Linked DNA regions of Homo sapiens: region 2 is linked to region 1. Evidence: chromatin loops called from intact Hi-C (ENCODE). Cell type or tissue: IMR-90. All regions are shown on one strand. Each heading gives the region's core, and the rest is flanking DNA. Links, peaks and the distances in the headings are about the cores only.

Region 1 (11,187 bases), core at 2,238-10,237:
AAATGGACATTTTTGTTTTCAAATTGCTTGACCTTTATCAGAAAGCAGCTCTGGACAGAAGATGATCCTTTTTTGAGTCACTGTAGAGCACTTGAGCACTTATACAAAGGAGAGATTTTATTCACTTAGCCAGAATTGAGCCCCTTTGGAAAAGCCTTGAGGAAAACTATTGTGATCAACTTTCACTATTCTTTTTACAAATACCTGTGTGGCACTACAATGCAGTGTGGATCAGGCCCTGGAACGTGGTGATTACAGACATGCTGCAGAGAACTTGTCACACTGGGGAGCGATAGGAAACCTGCTCAGAAACATCCAAGGCAGGCTAAGATGGCTGCCATGGGGAAGACACTGGCCATATAGGCTGCATGAACTCAGTTGGGGGAGAGTCGTGATCAGTTGGCTTGCTCAGAGATGACTAAGCAGAAAAGGTGGTGTGGAACTGTGCCCTAGCGGATGGGAAAGAAGGGCAGACATGGTAGGGGCCAGAGTAAGAACCAGGTCAAAATCCGCCCAGCAAATTTTACCCCCTCTCTTCTTCACCTCTCCTTTATAACACTGTCCAATTGGTCAACAACTCTTCCTTTATAAGTCTCTTGAAAGGCACCAAAACCCCCTTTTGGGTGCATCTCTGCTAACACCCTGGTCTAAGACCACACTGCCTCCTAAACAGAAAGCTGAAAAATCAATCCTAGTTGTTTTTCTAGCTGCACTATTTAGTATGGTGCCTAATAATCTTCCTCAAAACACCTTTTCTACTATGTTTATTTCTAGAAGGAAGGAAGGAAGGAGAAAAAAAGAGAGGGAGGGAGGGAAGGAAGGAAAAGAAAAGGAAGGAAAAGAAAAAAGAAAAGAAGAAAAAGAAAAAGAAGGGAAAGGAAAGGAAAGAGGAAAGAGGAAAAAGGAGAAAAGAGAAAGAAAAGTGAAGCCAGACCAAACCAAACAAACCCTGCAGGATTTTTCTGTTTCTGTGGGGTCTGGCATAAACTCTTGAAGCTGACATGCCCTCCAGTGCCCCAGCAGTGGTTCACTCCTCTTTAATTTCTTATGCTTTCTTGTCACAGATTTCTTTTCCCCCAACTTTGTGTGTTCTCAATTTCCCTCTCTGCGTATACAACTCTTTCATCCTCACTAAAACACAGCAAAGACTTCCAGAAGAATCTACACAGAAGCCACTGCTTCTCAGAACTCTTCTCAAGTTTGCTGGACTCTCCTCTTCTGTGCTTATAAATCGGCCACTGTTAGTGTGACTTCATTTTGTCTTCTAAACCGCGTTGCACCTCCTTGGCCATGGAGAATTAAGGCGAACCTTAATCCAATGACTAATTCATGGCTAGAACTAAGTTAGCCACCTGCCTGGTAGATTATGGTGTCCAACATAGAGAACTGAGCCAAAGAGATAGTGCTTTCCTGCTTAGAAAGAGAAGGCTGCTTAGAATAGACAGCAGTGTGGGTGATAAATAGTTAACCGAGACTTTTGGTGAACACTAAAATCCTAATTAAATATGATTTAATTCTGCTTATAGTGGCAGAAAAGGGATTCTTACAGGTCTTTTGTCTGATTACATCACTTGCTACATTAAGTTCATTAGGAATATTAGGCAATGAATAAAGGCCAAAGGAAATGAACCATTTTTAATGGATGAAGAATAGTATGGAGGCCATTTACTAGCCAAGATGAATAGTAGCAATAAATTGTGGATTCATTTCGTTGAAACTATTTAAATACATGTCTGTTGCCTGTTCTATTCAGAAGCATGGATAGTAGGGAATGAGATTTACAGTGTTATTTGGGACTACTTGTTTTTTGAAATACTGTGGTTCATAATCAGATAATTCTTAAATGATAGACAATGAATAATGTTTTGAGAGCTCAGCCTTCTTATCTAGTTGGGATGAGAAGAATGTTTCATGCATCTTTCTGTTTCATTTAAATAATCAGGTGGTTTCACTCATAAATGGAAGGGTAGCTATTTCAAGCCGGCTACCTTTTAGAAACACACATAAAGCCTTCATTATATGGCAGACTTGGAGCCTGTGTTTCCTGTAGCCAAAGGCTTTTGCAAAGATTTGTGGCTATGAAAGATAAACCTTCCCAAACTTTAAAATTATGCAGTGTTTTCAAAAAGATAGCCATTGCACTTTTGTGGGAATTTTAATTTAATAGAGAAATGAAAGGAAAGCAGTCATATCTTTTCATCATTGCCTAACCCCTTTAAAAGTATATATTAAAATTCATACTATTTCGATATTTATGCCTATGGCCTTCTAAACTTTTTATTTAATCCACTCCCCTCCCCAACCCCCAGGAGAAACCACAGTGCAGACAGCAATTACGAGCCTTCTGGTTTCTTTCACAAAATGGGCTTTTTAAAAACTGCCTTTAAAACACTCTCCATGTAAGGAGTCCTGGTCCACGTCATTTCTGCCTTCTCCATAGGGTACATACTCACTAGGACATTAGGGATTGAAGACAATAGAAGTCTACTGTTCCTGGATGTGTTGTTTCTAGCTTTCAGCTCTAAAAAGCCAAATTGTTTCTAATTCCATATTAAAAAAAAAAAAGACAAAAACATGAAGGACATCTGAGCCTTGGCCTTAGGCCTAGTTTTAGAGATTGAGATCTGGTGGTAGAGGCTGTCTCTATCCCAGCTCACCAGCTCCCCCATAAACCTCCCTTGGAAATCCCTTTCAACCTTATTTCTTCTCCATACCATCCTGGTGCAGCCCTAAGGTGTCTTTACCATTGTCCTGCTGCAAGCCATCTCACTGCCCATCTGACATCTGCAAGCCGCCTTCTTCATTCCATCTAGCCACCATAGTTGTTTCCTTACAAAGCAACTGGTTATCTCTCCTATACTAAAGCCTCAAAGTTGAGTATCCCCCACTGCCCACAGTGGCAGGTGCAAATTCAACATCTTGGAAACATGTTCCTTCCACAGTTGGGCCCTGAGCTTCTGTGGCTGAGAGATAGGCATGGAATGGTACAAGGAGTATAACAGAGAAAATAAAGAAGGAGCCCCACATTTCACAAGCCTAGATTCTGTGCTTGACGCTCTTCTATACATTATTTTATTTATTTAATTCTGTAAACAAACCTGTGCAGGGGGCATTGTTCATCTACTCAGCCTTCCTCTGTCCATTCATCCATCCAACCATTCATCCATTTTTACTCATTTAGTCATTCAACAAATATTTATTGCATCTCCTATGAGCCCAGTACAGCTCAAAATCAAAGCCCGTGCTCTGTTATAGCTTATGTTCTAGTAAGAGAGATGGGCATTAAGCAGTATTAGCATCTGCAATTTCTCATTTAAGTCTTCTATAAGCAGAGAAGAGCCACAGGACACTTTTAGTCACTTACTGACGTGTTCATGGTTGTTTTCAGGAAATTTTAACTCAGCAGAATGTATAGACGAGAAAGAGATGGGAAGAGTTAAGGAAAGAAGACCTGTGGGGAGGAACTGCAGTAATTCAGAGAAGAACTAGTGTGGGTCTGGAGAAGGCCAGGGCAGTGGGAATTATGAGAAAGGGTGAATATTAGTTATTTACAGATGAAGAATCCTTGTTTTTTGGCCACTGATGGGATGTGGAGAGCAAAGTTAAAAGAAACTCAAAAACAACTCCCTGGTTTTAAGTTTAAAGAATTGGGTGTCCGGAGTTCCCTTTAAGAGCATGTTTTGCCGAGTGGTAGAAATGGAAAAAGATGATTTCTGTGCTATCATATTGACTTAAAACATCACATAATTAGAGAGACACGACTATAACATTGCACACTGGTCTATAGCATTGTTTGAGGCATGAAATGAGTATTTGCAGTTTCTGACAATACAAAGAGAACCTTTGACGCAAAGGTGAATTAATTTCTGCTGGGGGAGTGGGAGATGATGAAAAACAAATAAACAAACAAAACAGCCATCACTGCAGAAATCTACAGTTAGTAGAGCTCACCCTTTTAATATTTAGGGACAGCATTTTAAAAAACTCTTTCTCTGCAATTTCTGATAGCTTTTGCCTTGTTTTCATATTGGCCTTCACTGCCAGCCACTTCCCTCAATTAACATCCTCTCCAAATCAATCATTGATATTATACTTCCTGCAAGGGGGTAAAGAGATACAACTTTGCATGTTTCCCAAACCCCCGAGGTCACATGTCCATGGAGAAGTAGTGTACAGTGATGATCTTGAATTCTCCAAGCAAGGAAGAAGTTCTCTCTCTCTGTGCATGTCCTGAGTCAAGAGGGCTTTTGCTGTGCTGTGCTGCATTCCTGCCTAGGGATTTAGGGCAAATTGTTGAAAGAGAACTTAGGCTGAGGTTGAAGAGAAAAGGCCAACAAGCGGGGAAGGGTGAGTGAGCAACTGATTTGGATATCTGCCCATTGAGATTTCAGTATTTGCCCCAAATGGCCTCATTGGGATGTGAGCAGGCTGACCTCCTAGGCTCAGGGTAGATGCTTCCAGCCAGTATGGGTACACCCATTTTTGGAAGAGACCTAAATGAGGATGCTCTAGAAGGCTGTAAGCAAACCACTGCCTTTACTTGTGGCTTGTTCCTTGTTTTGATTTGACTGCTTGATTTCCATTTACACACAACTTTTTTTTGTATATTTGTTTATGTGTGTAAAATATTTAAACTATCAGTAATTAATTGGTGGTTCCTTCTTCCCTGGAGTCTGTGTCACCAGTGGAACTCTGCATTAGTTTTTCGTGCCCATACAATCAGTTAAATGTTCAGTGAAGGTGTCCAAAGTGAAATATTTCTCTAGGGTTATGGCCAAACTCAGAATTGTTTTTCTGTCTTCTCTTCCCCTTATATCATGATATCCAGGCTTATCATTCTATTATTTTCTTTTGAAGTTAGCTATGAATTAACTGTGTGGCCAATGATTTTGTACATTTATCTAAGTGTTAGAGTTTTAAAAAGCATTTTAAAATCTAACTTGATCTCAAAACAAACCTTTGAAGTATAATATGTGTGCATATATGTACCTTCACAATTTATAGGAGAAATGGAGGCTGAACATTTAAGAAATTTTTCTCCTGGGGATTAGTCTAATAATTGGCAGAGATAAGAATAAAGGCCAGGAATGTGTATGTTTAACCAAGGAGTGTTTGCAATCTATTGCAAAGGGAGAGAGAAGAACTAGCTGAGCAATTTGCAGACTGAATTCTTTGGGATCCTGATGTTGAGGAAGGATGCCTTGGAGAAAGAGGAGGCGGCCGGACACAGCCTCCTGTGCCTCACCCCCACTGCTACCAGGACAGTGCTGTCGTCATCTGTCCTACATAAGGTGACTCCCTGTATGATTTCATTTGGAAAACATAAAGTGTGCTATTCTAGCTTTTTGAAAAGTTTAAAAACCATAGCACTGCGTTTTAGAATACTGTTCATTTTTTGCATACCAGAGTTCTGAGTATCAGATTCTGCTATATTAAATAACTCAGAATTTACTCATTTGTGAACATACCTCTCTGTACTTCCAAGTTATCTCGTTACCACACACAGAAATGTAAAAGCTTTAAACAATGTGTTTTTTAAGTGCTTAGTGACAACCCTAAAATATTTCCAAAAGGTTCTATGGCTCAGACAGACTTTGTGATGTTATTCTTTAAGAAATGCAATGGTTGATAATTTGCATTTATGATATTTCCTCATAGGTTCACTTTCTTAGTTAAGGACACACTATCTCACAAGAGTGCTCTTTAAAGAGCAACTTTTTAATGCCTAAGCATTGATTTAGAGTTGGAGCTGGGCTGGTACCACGTGGACCGCTCTTACTCTAAAAGGAAAATTGAGACCACCATGAAAGTGTTTTGATTTTACTAAAGCCATGTCCTCAGGCAAGAGGGACTTGGCTCAGTCAGGTCTGAGAGAAGTACATCAAAATGAGTTTGACCAAGTGGAAAATGGATGCTCTAAATCGTTGTCTACAGTATTTCCCTGACATCTAGATCAAATATGTACATTATTACACTTTGTGAAATCCTGGGAGGTAATTTAACAGAGGTACTTAATTCTGAACCTGAGGTTGTGCAATAAAAAGGAGAGGGAGGGGGCAGGGAAAGGAAGGATGAAAGAATTCTGTAGACTCGGTGGGCTGTAGTGGAGAGAATCCTACACTAGGAACAGGGAAACCTAAGTTCTTGCCCAGTGCTGACACCAACAAGCTCTACTAAATTCACTTAATAGCAGCTGTGCTCCTCCACCCCCTGATCAATCAAGTATATATTCCTGACCATCAGACTCTGCAGAGCTGTGCCTTCCACGCTCATCACTGATATACTTCTGCCTACAGGATAATGTCAGGCCCTGTCAAACCAACATCTAAATCACCTGTTTAGCTTCCTTTCCCTCCCTCCCTTTATTTCCAGCCACACACGAACTAAATGCTCCTCCTGCCTGTGTCATTTTATACACGCTGGGATGCTTATCCCCATGTGGCATGATTTCTCTGGGCTCAGATATTTTCACATCTGTAAGACATTCCCTACCCACTTAGGTTAAGTGGTAAAACGTGTTTTAAAAGCCTTACCTGGTGATTAGTGATGATAGGAGTGGTGGTGCTTCTAGCAGCAGCAGCAGCAGCAGCAGCCTGTGAGATGGGAGAACCATCGTCACCACTGCTGTTGGACACTGTGCCACCAGGACAGGTTTATATTGAAAATTCTGTTATTGAGGTTTCCTCTAACCTCTCACTGATTGGGTTTTTAGGAGGATTCATCTTTACCATTGTATGCATTTCATTTTGCCCCACCTTCTCTTAATTGAGTTATTACTTCTACCTTTCATTGATTCTGTTTTTTATATTAATGCTGAGACTAAACTCTGTCAGGTGTCAAGGCCAAATAGACTTAACTGCCAACAGTATCCCTGGAAGGTAGAACTGATGCCACTCTTGCATACCTCAATGCAAAGCCATAGCAATAATGCAGCTTCCCCTGGCCCATAGGTACCACTGGGCCTACACAATGGGCACTGTGCCTCAGAAATCCAGGACCATATTCGGGACACCATTTTTACTAGCAGAGGGAAAAATGAAGCCATGAGTTTTTTTTCATCTGTCCTCACCTCTTAGTTGTCCACAAGTACGTGGAAGTGGTTAGAATTCCATATGTTAATTGCACATTTAATGAACTCTGCAAGGCCCAGTAAAAGGAGCACTGAATTTGGAATGGGAAGATTTGCAGCTCTGCCCACGCTGGTTGGTCAAGATGTGGTCATCAAATCCTGGTCACTCTAAATCACAGATTTCTTATGAGTAAAACAGAGATAATAATATTGATCCTGGCTTCTGGGGATCACATGAGGGAATCTATATTGATTATTTTTTAACTCCATTCAATAGATCCCTAGGATGCCAGGAAAGTCCCAGGAGGGCAGCTTTAGGAGAACAAGGGAAGGATGAGGATGTAAGGCTTGGGCATCACCCTGTCATCTCCCAGAATCCAACAGCTCCACTGGATTCAGCAATAGGGTAGAAATTTCTATAGTGTAAACTGAGGCACGTTTGCTCTGTGGACTCTTCATAAGTAAGCCAGGCTTCTTTACTAAAACTGGTGAGAAAATAGAGGCTAAAATTTTTTTTTAATCTCTTTGCTGCAAGACTTTTCAGAACCTTTACTATGCTGGAATGCTTGTAGATTTCCAAGAGAAACAATGTACAGTCTCCTTTATATTTATTTGGGCGCAATAACTATTTCTGAGGAGCATTTCATAGGAGTAATATTCCTTGCAGACTTTGTTGCTAGGAAATAAGAGAGCATAATTCAATGCTTAATGTGTGGTATGCATGCTGTAAGTGATAAGAGTATGGCCTAGAGTAAGGTTAGTGGAGAAAGGGACTAGTCCTCAAAGGACCCAGGGAATTTAGAAAGGTGGAGAGCAGAAGAGAAGCCATGAACAAGTCAGAGATCGTTGTTACAAATGTAAATAAGTAAATAATGACATCAGGAGCAACAAATACCTGCTGAACACTCACTATGGGCCAGGCAGATGGGTCAATGCTTTACCTGCATTTTCTAATTTTATCTTCTTGACATAGGGGCTATCATCATCTTTATGTTAGAGAGGAAGAGAAAAGAGGTTGGATAATCTGTTCAGAATAACGCAGCTACTAAGGAGCAGAGGCAGCATTTATTTTATTTTATTTTACATTTATTTATTTATTTATTTATTTATTTATTTATTTATCCATCCATCCGAGATGGAGTCTTGCTGTGTTGCCCAGGCTGGAGTGCAGTGGCACGATCTCAGCTCACTGCAACCTCTGCCTCCTGGGTTCAAGCAATTCTCCTGCTTCAGCCTCCCAAGTAGCTGGGACTATAGGTGCACACCACCATACCTGGCTAATTTTTGTATTTTTAGTAGAGATGGGGTTTCACCATGTTGGCCAGGCTGGTCTTGAGCTCCTTGTAATCTGCTGGCCCCGGCCTCCCAAAGTGCTGGGATTACAGGTGGGAGCCACCGTGCCCAAACAGAGGCAACATTTAACTTTGATTTTCTAACACAGGAAACTCTGCTCTTTATTAAAAGGTCTTGCCCAGGGAGATAGCCAGGTACCCTAATTGGGAGGCTGGAATGGTACTGGTTGGAAGTAACACAGGAAAGACTGAGAAGTGCTGGATTGCAGGAAATCTTGAGAATCTGGCATAGAGCACAGACTCATCATGTTTAGGGCCCTGCATGCAGTTGTGTGCATATAGCTGTGTACTTTTACAACGTAGAAGACATTCTGTGGAGGGGCAGATAGGGGCTACGTTGATCTAGAAGGGGATTCACATATTTAAAATTCACATAAAAATGTCCTAAGGGTTAGGAGTGGCCCTGCTCATGTTGAGCAAGAATGAGGCTTTCAAATCTCTTGTTTACCATCTCCTACCATGAGTTCCTATCACAAAAGTTTATCATGGTGAGCTTAACAGAGACAACTTAAGGGGAAAAAAACTTTTAGAGCACTTACTGGCAACTAACATTCGCTGTTCTTCATTTGTTTCACTCACCTGCTATGGTAGAAATCTTGGTTTTGGCACTTAATGGTATAGTAACCACCAGCCTGGGTCGGCCAAGGAGTGGCATTTGGAAAGAAAATCCTAGAAAGCCTATCACCATAGATCAGCTATGGGGAAGGGCAGAGTTGTTCTACTTATAGATTTTTTAATTATATTAATAGGTCAGCTGCATGCTCAATTTATTTGATCATACTATGCATTTAGAAATAACTCAAACAACTCAAGTTTATCACTATGTTTATTTGTTTTTTTTTTTTAAACAAGCACAGCTAAAGAATGAGGACATTTTCATATCAGTGGTTTTCAAGCTAATTCAGGTGGTGGAACATCTGGAGTGTAATACAATATTGAGATATTTAATTACTTTTTATATTTAACGCCATAAACTAGAGCTACACATAATAGCAAAGCTATGTTTGCTTTGTATGGAGCAATATAAAATTATACTCATGAACATTTATATCCACTAAAGAATAAGTTTCCATAATCCATTGCTATTTAGAAGTTGCTCTGTTGTGTTTCTGTGACTTAACAGAAACCTATTTTGTGAATAAAGTAGGTTTAGACTTGATATAGTAGCTTCCTAATATTTAAGGAAAAACTTATGGACTAAATTATTTTAACAGTATTTAATTGTTTGATTTTGAAGAGACAAATATGTTTTAACATGGAACTTGGGTGTTTCACCTGTACACACTTTTAGAATCATGATTCTAGATATGCATATTTGCAGAAAGTGTATTAAGTCTATCAGTCATAATAATATTTAAAATGATACATTTTGCATATGTCATTTCAGAATCATCATAACATCCCTATGAGAAGTGCAGTAAAAAAAAAAAAAAAGAAAAAACAAAAACTGAAGCACAGAGAGGTCAAATAACTTGTCTAGAACCCTACAGCTCATTTGTAAGAGAGTTGTGCTTCAAGTCACAACCTCGGAGACCACACTCATACAAAACCATGGCACTTATGGAGACCAGGTTTCTCCATGTTGGTCAGGCTGGTCTCGAACTCCTGACCTCAGGGAAGACCACACTCATACAAAAACATGGCACTATTGGATTCAACTCCTTCTGCTTCAGCCCGTGCAAATTTCCACTGCGCTAGGTATCTGATCCCAGAAATGAAACATCTAACAGGAGAGTTTCCAGGATGGGTGTGGATGCTGAGGCTGGGTTAGTGTTCTTCTTGTGGGCACTACCCTATTTACTGGAATGACTAAAAGTCCAGGGCACTTTGGTAAGTTGCTTTGAAATGTCTGTTTCCCATTAATTGCGCTACCTCCTTGCCTTCCTTATATTTTCACTCTGTTCTTATTGGAATCCCCATGCCAACCTGCCTCTTAGCATCACCCAAGAGTTGAGAACTTACCCTCCCCTTCACTTGCCTATGAAATCTTACCGTTCTTGAGTCCTATTTCATCAGCATCATACTGAATTTTTGACAATGCATTTGTGGCTAGTAATGTTTCAATGTTACCCTTTATAAATCTGGTACTTTGTAATTCTCTAAATGTGGATTTTCACATCTATTACCATTTGAAATAGTGGAGCTAGAGCTATTTGGAAGCCTGAATTCATATGTCAGTTCCACATCTCAATTGAGCTTGTTATTTAGCTCTCTAAGCCTCAGTTTGCTTCTCTGTGCAGTGGGGATGGTTACATCTAGCTTACAGGATTACCGAGAAGATTGAAGGATATGATATACATATAGTCTAACATAATCAATTTTCAAAACCGAGAGACTGTGTTAATTGTAAATGAACTCAAGTGTATCCAAGTTTTTCCTTTTCCAATTCCATCAAAACTTTATTACTACTCTAACTTGAAGATATTATAAATATCTACATATTTATCCATGAGAAGAAACAGGATATGAGTTTACATGCTTTACTTTAAATCTGATTAGTAGCAACTACTACTAATTTGGTGTTTTTGGAGAGACTGACTTTCCTGTACTCTCAAAAACATGCCATGTAGACATGTGTTCAGTCTTGCCTCCTCTGCCTGTTTGGTGGGTGGTGCTGAGGGAGAGGAAACAAGACCCCTTTCCCTGCCCAAGCCATTAGGAAGATGCCTTTGAAAATTTTCTGAGCTAAAGCAACCTTCTCTTTCTATTAAAGTCCTTATATCTGTATCAGCTTTCTTTAACAGTTCTCATTAGAGATCAGATTTA
Region 2 (11,187 bases), core at 2,106-10,105, 51 kb before region 1:
ATTAGGGCAGAAAAAGACTACTATATCTCATCACTCAAACACAACTACTTTTAACATTCGATGTAAATATTTCCATTATTTTTCTATGCAAAGGTTTTAATATTCTTTTCCTACCTAGTTAGCATCCTGTGCGTTCATTGACCAATGTGTTTAATTCTCTCCTTTTTAATAGACATGACCATTTAACTGTCTATTTGAAATCAGCAAAGCACTAGGTTTTTGACTTATTGGTTAAATTATATCCATTTACTTCTGTATCTGCCATATGTCAAATATCATGCTTAGTCCTGGAGATGAATAGTAAAATAAGTCACAAGCCATATCCTCTGAGATTCTAGAGAAATTAATTTATCCAGCAGACATTTAGTTCAGTATCCATTATGTCCTCATAAAGTACGGGGCACCAAGAATCCAATGGTCAAGACGGTCTATTAGGGGAGGCTCCCAAGTGCTTCAGTGTTCATTTTATTGTGTCATGCTTGCTAAGACAGAGCTGCACACACGGTGCTATGGGAGCAGAAAACATGGGGTAACTAAATTAGACCTAGTGAATTAGGGGTGAAATAATTCAAGGAGAAGGTAATAGTTTGGCTAATTTTTGAAGGAGTTACATGAAAAGGTAAGAAAGAATATTCTAGGCAGAAGGAAGTACATGGCAAAAGAAGGAAATTAAAAGATAATACCTCATTAGAGTGGTCAGAGCCCCCTGCATCCATCAAGTCTAATGCTCTCCCCTCCCAGGGGAGAGAACTGAGGCCCAGAGAGGTTAATGTGCTCAACATCAAATAACTAATGAAAGCCAAAATGGGAACTAGAGCCATGTCTCTTGACTCTATCCTATCAGACTGGGAGCTGTTGCCAGGAACAAAGGCTAAATTAAGCCTCCTTATTCCGTTTCATATTTAACACTAAGTGAGAGGAATGATCTATACTTCACAATGATAGAAATATTTGGAGACCCTTTGGCTCACCATGTTAATTACACTGAGAACTGAACTGAGAGTCTATTACTTTAAACCGAACACTGAGTCATTACTTTGCCCCATGAAGGAGATTTTTCAAGTGGTATTTTTCTTAAGGTTGAATATCGAAGTATATATCTAAATGATATAAATAGAAATGTCTGGTGTAGTCCAATATTAAACACAGCAAAATTTCAATTAGCCAAATAAAAATTTCACAGCCCTCCATTATAATTTAATCTTGCTTTTCCTTTCAGAGAGGAAATCATATGAAAGAGGTGTGTTATCAGACAACAAGCTGAAGATATGTCAGGCACTGTGTTCTGAGCCCCCACAGTGGGCTACCTGATATGTTGAAAGCTCTTTGTTACTTTCAGTAAGAGGGGTGCCCATTGGGAGCATATAGTTGAAGTGAATTGACAGAGATTTATTTCAGAAAGTCACTTTCAGGGTCAGCACAATGAGCCAAAGCTTCTGTTGTTCTGCAAAAGCACCAAAAACTGTTCACAGCAATGGCCTTCAGGCGTGGAAGAGACCAGTCTCCAAGAAGGAGACAGACATCGTTATGTTCTGCTGATCCAAAGATAAAGGGACTAATTTAGGTGAAAATAATCAAATATCCAGAATTATACACACTAAAAATTCTGGTGTATTAAGTCTCTGGCATATATAAATTATATTTTCACAGTGGTTATATTATCTCAGGTCTAAAAGTACTGCCTTGTTACACTTTAAATCCTACATAAGAAGAGATAACTTTCAAAATTCTGGGATCATATTTAGTATGTTAAAATAAATTGCAATAATTCAGGAAAACATTTATTATCAATTTCAGTGGAAAATCTGACTCCTTAATGAGCACATTTTTTTCACTAAAGCCCTTTATTCATGTTTATTAGAGAGGTTTCTGTTCTATTAGGATATATAACACATAGATGGGTCAAATATCCTAGTTATGTTTTCATAGATTGTGTGTCCAGTTGGGTCTAGAAGATTTATTTTCTTGAAATTGAGGGTTGGAATGCTTATTTGTTTTCTAAGTTTTTAAAAATAATACCCTACATTGTAATGATGCAAAGTAGTGCTCATATAACAGACAGGATTATAAGGTAATAGCCTTTCTTATAAAGTAGTAGACACAGAAACAAAACCAAAAAATACCTAGGATTTGCATTGCCATTGAACAGATAAACCATTAGATTGGTTTCAAGTGTAAGTTCCTTTTAGTCAAATAAGTTACTACAATAAGCACTTGTCAGATGTTTGCTACTTGTCATGGTATTGTTATTAAAATAAGTATTTTCCATATACTGGGTGCAGGGAGATGAGGGTGTATTAAGGTTTTATAGGATACACCCTCTGTTCCCTGAGTCTGTAGTAATTCAGCACCTAGAAGATGAGTGCACATAGGCCATGTCATGAAGTGGTGTAAGTGCCCCAAAGAAAGGGGCAAGGAGAGGTAAAGAGGACTAAAAGAGTGTTATGAAAGAGGTAATGTTTGCTATGGACTTAAAGAGGCAGATTTGATAAGGCGGTAAAAAATGAAGGCAGCAACTCAGGGGACTGTGTGGCAACAGTGACCACAGATCACCTAGATGACTGAGGTGCCCAGTGTTCCCGTCCCTGCCCTGCAAGAAAGGTCTGGCTAGGTCATGTGGTAATGTCTGCAGTCCCCTCATCACACAGCAGAGTGCCTTATGCACACTAGCAGCTCAATGCATATGTGCTAGGTGAATAAAAGGAAGAGGACTTATAGTTATTTCCATAGCCATTAAGGAGTTGTTTCTTCAACAAGAGAGTGAGATCCCTATGGAAAGCAGTCCTGCCCTGCATTGCATTCATCTTCCCTAGCACAGAGCTGCATACAAAGGATGCTCACAGTACATCCATGGTTGCCGGCTGGTATATCTCAGTGTATCACATCAAATTCACCTAAATCATGAAATTAAAATGTTGGTATTTCTTGCATTGAAGTGTGACTAAGAGGAATACCACGTCATTATGATGGCAGTATAAACTAATTGCTAACAATAGCCTTCATGACTTAGATTCCTTATCTATAAAATGGGAATAATGATAGTACCTACCTCGTAGTTGTGATAATTAAATGGATTAATGACAGTGAAGTGCTGCAAACAGTGCATGGCGCATAGCGTTATGATTTTTGTTTTGTTAAAAGAGAAGATATTGATGTGAGAGAGCTAAGCTCTGACAATTAGTTAGAAGAAAGAGGAGACAATTTATCCAAGAGGACAGTCCATGTCTATTCCAGGAAAATATTAATGACTGTTCAACCTATTAAATTTCACCTGTTGCTGGGTGCGGTGGCTCACGCCTGTAATCTCAGCACTTTGGGAGGCCGAGGCGGGCGGATCACGAGGCCAGGAGATGGACACCATCCTGGCTAACACGGGGAAACCCCGTCTCTATTAAAAATACAAAAAAATAGCCGGGCGTGGTGACGGGTGCCTGTAGTCCCAGCTACTCAGGAGGCTAAGGCAGGAGAATGGCGTGAACCCGGGAGGCGGAGCTTGCAGTGAACTGAGATTGTGCCACTGCACTCCAGCCTGGGCGACAGAGCCAGACTCCGTCTCAAAAATAAATAAATAAATAAATAAAATAAATGGATAAATAAATAAATAAATTTAACCTGTCAGCCTGATAATCCCTATCATATTGTTTATAAATATGAGCCATAGAAGTTGGAGATGTTTATCTGAACAAGAAAGATATTATATAAACTTTCAAATGCTGATGCATTTGAAAGAAACAGTATACACAATTTAATTATCTTTGCTTTGCATTTCAAGTCTCAATAGGATAATCACTTATATTTCATATTGTAAGGAGCAAGTATGTTATGACCCCCAAGGCCTTGTTTAGATTTGATGAAGGAATAACGTGCGTGGGATTATTGCCTCTGTAATTGTGTAAATGTCTTTCATATTTGAAAATACTTCAAATGAAACAGGAATGTTCTAGACTGATTGTTTTATGCAGAAAATGTTAACTTTGTACATATGTTATGTGGAAGACCATTTTAACTTTCAGAACTGGTATTCAGATTTGTTCAGATTTCAAGAAAACGGGGTTCATTTTAAAAATGAGGAGATGCCTGGCGAAGTGGCTCATCCCTATAATCCCAGTACTTTGGGAGGCAAAGGCAGGAGGATCACTTGAGCCCAGGGGTTTGACATCAGCCTGGGCAACATAGCTAGACCTTGCCTCTACAAAGTAAGTAAGTAAATAAATAAATTAGGCCAACATTGTGGTACCTGCCTATAGTCACAGCTATTTGGGAAGCTGAAATAGAAGGATCACTTGGGCCCAGTAGTTCGAGGCTGTAGGGACCCATGATCACACCACTGCCCTCCAGCCTGGGTGAAAGAGTGAAAGCCTGTCTTAAGAAAAAAAAACATGGAGACTAATTAGCTTCTAAAATACTTGATAGTGCTATTTTGAAGTCAGAATGCTAACTTTTCAATTCTTTTCCATATTTTAGTTATTTGAATACCATCAGCCAGATATCTTTAATATATTAACTGTAATTGTTGGAGGATTGATTTTTTTCTGAACGTTTATAGAAATCTTTCCAGAGAGTAGATTCCTCTTTAAGCAATATAGTTATGTGACTGAAAATGTACATGGAAAAGAAAATGTATGCTGCATAGTTACTGGAGTAAAGAAAAATTTAATCTTAGCTAAAATATAAGTTGGCATTACATGTAAGCATTAGCATTATTACTTAAGATCAATACAGATTTTGTGAAAAAAAAAAACCATAAACTAATCCTTGTATTAAGAAAAATGTAGTGACATTAAGAGAGAAAGCATCCTATGTGAGAGAAAAATTGTATTCATTACGAACAAAAAACCACACCTGCAAATATTTGTCCCTTTCTGTAAATTTCATATTGAATCTCAGGAGAATTCAATAGTGTGGTAAATGTAATTTGTAGTTCTTTACAATTATGGCCTAAATAGATGAAGTCTAAAGGGAGTTTTCCTATTTGATTTTCAAATTTGCATCACTTAAAATCCAATCAGGCCAACTGTTCAGATTTTTGTTAGATATGAAATACATGAATGGGTTCAGAGGCTTCGCTGTGTATTGAAAGAACATATCTGACTTTACGGCAGGCCTTACCTAAGGGGTTCAGTCAGCTTGTGGTTCAACCCCATTCCTGTAAAGAATGTTTACTGACTGCTTGATTTGCTAACATATTATACCCTTCGATTTTCAGCAACCAGTGTTTTATAGGCCAGCAGATTGCCTTTGATTTTTGAGAATTTGTGGTAACATATTGAGCTTACCAGATTTATGCAGGAATGTAAAATAAAAATAGTGTAGCAGGCACTCGGGATTTTTGAACACAGAGGGGATTAGCTTTACAGATGGCTGGCACATATAATGGCATTGAGTAATTTAGCCATGTAAGGTAATCTGTTGTTGACAGAATACATTAACATTTACCCACCATACACAGGTGTTTGGGTTGCACTGCGCTTCTGACTCAGAACAAGCAGCATCATTTGTAGAGTCAGTCTAAAAGTTTGAAATCTCTAAAACATGCTTGGGTTTAAGGACTTATTTTAGGGAGATATTCTAAGAGTTTGCCAAAATATACTATATAATTTATTCAGCCCCTCTGTCCTTAAAATCATTATCCTCTGTTGGCTACTTCGTAAAATCCAAATCATCAGAGAATTTTTAAAGGATTCTGATTTAATTAATGGAAATATTCTAGCAAAAGAGCAGAAAACTACATATCTAACTATAATTTCACAAACAATGTAAAGTCTATTATCCATTCTCCTGCAATAATAGTTCTTAATTTAGCCATATATTAGAATAATCTGTGGGACTTACTAAAAAAGTACAGATATCAAAACATATACACAGCCACCCCGCCCAAAGATAAAGTGCTTCAGGTGATTCTAATGTACAGCCAGGGTTAGTAATCTTTTCCCAATAATTAAATTTACCCCTGCATTTAAAATATGTACACATTGCCAGGAGTGGTGACTCACGGCTGTAATGCCAGCACTTTCGGTGGCTGAGGTGGACGGATCACTTGAGGTCAGGATTCGAGACCAGCCTGGCCAGCATGGTGAAACCCCATCTCTACTAAAAATACAAAAATAGCTGGGCATGGTGGTGTGCACTTGTAATCCCAGCTACATGGGAAACGGAGGCAGGAGAATCACTTGAACCTGGGAGGCAGAGGTTGCAGTGAGCCGAGATTGTGCCATAGTACTCTAGCCTGGATGACAGAGTGAGACCCTGTCTCAAAAATTAAAAAATAAGATAAGTTAAAATAAAATAAAATAAAATAAAATAAGTACCCATAAAAGCATCTTTGTTTCTAGGTTTCTCCATTCAAACTATCCTACCCACAACTATCAACTTTCCAAAAGCACTCCTTGAATCGTCTTTCATTTCCCCAGGAACCTCTGATGATCCTGATGCCAATGCTGTCAACTCTAAACTCGGCTTCCTACAGTCCTACAGCTTCTGGATCATTTTCTTTTGACAATTGCATGTGCATTTCTGGGCACTTCCCCAGTTAAGTCTGTACCATGGCTGCTCATTTCATAGGCCATGCTGTTGCAGTCTCTAGGTCTTTGCTCACAGCTGTGCCTTCTCCCTGGAATGCATTCTTTGCTCTTGCTGCCTGCCACCTCCATCCAAATCCAAGTTCTCTCCCTAGGTCTCTAAATCACATTCTTAGGATCCCCACCCAACCCTAGTAAAAGTAAATTTGTATTGTATTTGTGGTCTCTCCAGGCCACCTAACTTAGCACTCCCACTGCTTATTTTTTATAGTCTTCACTGATTGCTTCAGGCATGTCATGTCTTATATTTGTCCTGTTACCTACTACCCACTAGCCTGACCTTCTACCAAGCCACCCCACACCGTGCCAGTCCAAACCCAAATAAACAGGCAAAGCAAAGCAACAACAACAACAACCGAAACTTTGCACAGGGATGGACAGACACTAGATGCTCAATTAATAACTGCTGAAATAATTGTGCTCAAAAAGGGAGGTAAAGATTAATGGTGATGCTTGTAGAAGTCTGTGACTATTTAAAAACCACTGAATTGAACACTTTCAAGGGGTGAATTTCATGTCATATAAATTACATCTCAATAGAGTTGTTATAAAAAATGAGGTAAAAAATTTTATGAAAGACATTTTGAAAATGTGAATTTTACTTTTCTAGCAAAAGAAAAGATATAAAACAATAATACAAGAACGAAATTGAATCCTAGTCTGGGAATATTCTGAGGACTGGCAGTTTTTGTGGTGTTTCTTGTTATGTGAAACTTGAGAACAGGGCTGGCAAACTATGGCCTGGCGCATGTTTTTGTAAATAAAGTTTCATTATGTTGTCTGTGGCTGCTTTCACACTACAAGGGCAGAGTTGAGTAGTGGTGATGGAGACCATCTGCCCTGAAAAGATGAAAGTATTTACTGTCTGGTTCTATGGAGAAACAGTCTGCCTATCCCTACTTTAGAATGTATGCGTGAAGCTATGTTAACTTGTATTATTTATACAGCATACTCATGAGAAGCTAAAATTCTTAACAAAGTCTTTCTGATGCTGACAAGGTTTTTGTGATGTCTCAGGATGTAGCCCTGTGAAACTAACATCCTATGAATGAAGATAATCCCTTTCTTCAGAGTTTTTGTTAATTCAAGCACAGCGATTGACATCGAGGCATGTGGGTCCTTCTGCTGACGTTCAATTCTCACTTCCATCCCCTCTGTCCTTCAGAGCCCTTCTCCAACACCACTCTTCCTAGTGAGTTGACCCTCACTCTCTTCTGGAAGGTAGATTCCCACTTTTTAACCCTTCTTACGTTTGGCACCTCTCCCTGAAGCATTTCTTTCACTGTACCTTGGTTGGAAATTATTTGCATAATTTTCACTCCAAAAACCTGAAATAAATACCGGTCTTTGCACAGTTCCAGACGAGGGAGGCACAGAGATGAATGTGATATGGTATGTACGCCTGAGTTCACACTCCTGTCCTCATGAAGGCAGCCAGCTTTCTTGGACTCCCCCACTTTCCCTCTCCTTTCTGCATTACCTGTAGCCAATTTGTATGACTGTTTGCTTTCTTCTGCATCAACAAGGAAGAACCACACAGGTAGATTGTCAAAATTTCACCCTCGCTCCAGCACTTTTCTAAGTCCACTGGTGAAGTACGACTGACACACAGACAGGCGATTATTGGGTAGGAGTATGGGTCCTGCCATCTTGTGCCTGCTTCTGGATCATGGCTCCTCCAACAACTTTTGTGTGAACTTAACCTCACGTTCTTTATCTGTAAAATGGAAACCCAGTTCTTTGGGTTATCATGTGGATTGAAGGGAATGATATTTGGTAACATTGCTGGATATGTATGAAACTGTCAGAACATGTTACCCATTATTATTTCATTTTTCATTTCTAGCTCAGTGCTTATTCACTAATTTTTAGGTCAGGTAGTTAGAATGAGGGCCAGTATCATAGGTTATGGTTCTCCACTTAGTTTACACTTCCAGAATATTATGAAGTAATAGAATATTGTATCAGTTCATTTTCACACTGCTATCTAGACACTACCTGAAAAGGGCTAATTTATAAAGGAAAGAGGTTTAGTTGACTCACAGTTCTGCATGGCTGAAGAGGCCTCAGGAAACTTACAATCATGGTGGAAGGCCAAGGGGAAGCAAGGCACCTCCTTCACAGGCAGCAGGAGAGAAGTGAGTGAGGACACAGGAAAAACTACCATTTATAAAACCATCAGATCACGTGAGAATTCACTCACTATCATGAGAACAGCATGGGGGAAACCACCCCAAAAATCCAGTGATTTTGCTACCTCAACACGTGGGGATTACAATTCGAGATGAGAGTTGGGTGGGGACACAGAGACAAACCATATCAAATACGTAGCAATTTATAATTGGTCCATAAAAGGGGTATGACTTACTTCATTGTCATGATTAAAAAATAAATTCAGCTCTTCTACTCTGGACTGCAGATCTCAAATCCAGTCTTCTCTTGTTTCACTCCTTGTCTCTTTCTCTTTCATTTCTCTGTGTTACAGATGTTGCTGTCATATAAATGTCTTCCTATTTGTAAAGCCATTGACCTCACCTGATTGTTACGTATAATTTTTGGCTGCACAAATTACCTAAACCCTTCCAAGAGCATAATTAGACTCAGCAAACTGTTTATCTTTGTGTGTTTTTCACTGTAAGGTTCAAGCAGCAATACAAATGGAACAAAAAGAATCTGTGAGTCAACTACACTGTGCACACTGGTCCCATGAATTCTAAGTCATATGAGTCTAAGACTAAAATCTGTGGTGATCATGCAGAGATGCAAAGTATATGCCAGGTTTTCAAGGATCTTATTTTGATTAGACCTGTGGGTTTTTTTCTTTTCAATATCGTTGTTATTCAGAGAACATAAATGAGTTATGAGGTAGACAAAGGCATGAATACTTGTGATATATTTTACCTAAAATCTGCTGTTTCAGAGTTGGTTGGGAGCAGTACATACCAACTTCAGAAGAAATACCCTTCTCTTTGAACAAAATGAAAATTAAAATGATGCCCTTTTGTTCCTAGGAATGCTGCCTCAAACTTAACATTAGTTGTAATTTCTTGGACATCATTTCAAACCAAACCAGAGGTTACCCTCAGTCTGACTGCACCAGTTTAAAGCACATATTTTCATATTTGACATGTTTTATTATGGCAGAATCTGAAAGTATGGAGCAGTATGACGTATTAAATATCTGCAGCACCATATGTTTAGATCTCTTCATCTTGATAAATGTCCCACTCCCCAATTCTGCTACCTCCCTTTTATTGTGATTCAAGATCTCTCTTCCCTTCATGTGGTTTAATAGATTAAATTTTAGAAGCCAGAAAAAAATTAAAACAATGAAGGGGAGTTTCGTGTTATGCTTTTGTAGTGCTCTGAGAGGGATCTAAAAAGAAAGGGGGAGGATGACTTTATTTCTTTAAGTCTGATGTGCTTCATGATACCCGTGTCCTCATTCCACAGGTCAGAGTGTAGAGAAGACCACGGTAACAGGGGCAGTTGAAATGCAGCTATCTGACCCTCACCTGCTTGGTCAGGATTTCAGTTGTTTGCAGTTTGTCTGCAAACAGTTCTGGAGTTCCCCAGGTGACATCAGAGAGTCTCGCTCTGTCACTCAGGCTGCAATGCAATGGTGCAACCACAGCCTTGACCTTCCAGGCTTAAGTGAACCACAGGCACATGCTACCATGCCCAGCTAATTTTTTTTTGATTTTTTGTAGAGACAGAAGTCTGCCTATATTTCCCAGGCTTGTTTGGAACTCCTGGGCTTAAGCGATCCTTCTGCCTTGGCCTCCCAAAGTGCTGGGATTACAGGTGTGAGCCACCACACTCGGCCCCCAGGGGACCTATGGGTTCACACACAAGGCTGCTCCCATGGACATCACCTGGCCTCTGCTAGGAGCCGATGAGTATACACCTGCCAGTCACTGGTGAAAGTGGAGGTCTGAGGACAATGCTTACATACCAGGTTTCTGATAAGAAGTAAAAGAGGCCACCTCTGTCCTCCTCAGTTCACCAGAATAACAGGATGTGTGCAATTCCTGTTTATGCTTAAACTGCTGCATAGATTTAGGCTAATGACTGAATACAAAAACCAGGCATAGTAGTTTCAACCCAAGAAGCTGTGGAGCCTCAGGCTATAATAAGTAGCCAGAGAGAGGTTGAATGGGAACCTCCCTGTTGCCTCCACTCCTGACTCATCCAAAGCAACTCAACTTTTATGTGTTTTACACACTGAGACTCCAGAAAATTTTGCTTAAAATTTTACTCTGCCCTAATCAGTCAATTTCTGCTTGTGTTTTATGATTTGCATTTTAGTCTTATACAAAATACTTTCCTTTTAACAGAATACTTATGAATTTTGCGATTATAAACATGATCTTATAATACCTTAGGACAATATTTACGTTTAAAGAAAACACACCAACAGTATATTGAAAGCTGATGGGAAAATGAACTCTGAGAAGGAAAAGTGCTTTCATACAACTTTTAAGAACCATTCCTTTATCAATATAAAGTATTCCCTTATTTGAAGGTTTGGGCAAAAAAGGCAGGAGAGTTTTATTTCATAATTATTGTCAATTTCTAGGGGTTGAATAATGAACACAAAATTCATTAG

The links. A loop is a pair of places that touch in the nucleus more often than their neighbours do. Peaks named below come from ENCODE experiments on the same cell type or tissue, not always from the same donor. Only the 100,000 strongest peaks of a DNase experiment are listed, where the experiment ranks them.
Region 2: it touches region 1 in a loop (2.1-fold over the local background); 1 of 110 quality-filtered maps calls a loop at or near these places.

The regions. Positions count from the first base shown.
Region 1 is chr2:79,996,520-80,007,706 of GRCh38, forward strand. The region is part of intron 7 of CTNNA2 (catenin alpha 2); the gene reads left to right. Among named protein-coding and RNA genes, the nearest start is that of MIR8080, 140 kb to the left of the region's middle. In IMR-90, for the core only: no CTCF peak of the experiment used is centred there; a DNase peak (open chromatin) is centred at 5,412; H3K27ac peaks cover 2,189 bases.
Region 2 is chr2:79,945,412-79,956,598 of GRCh38, forward strand. All of the region lies in intron 7 of CTNNA2 (catenin alpha 2), which reads left to right. Among named protein-coding and RNA genes, the nearest start is that of MIR8080, 84 kb to the left of the region's middle. In IMR-90, for the core only: no CTCF peak of the experiment used is centred there; no DNase peak of the experiment used is centred there; H3K27ac peaks cover 700 bases.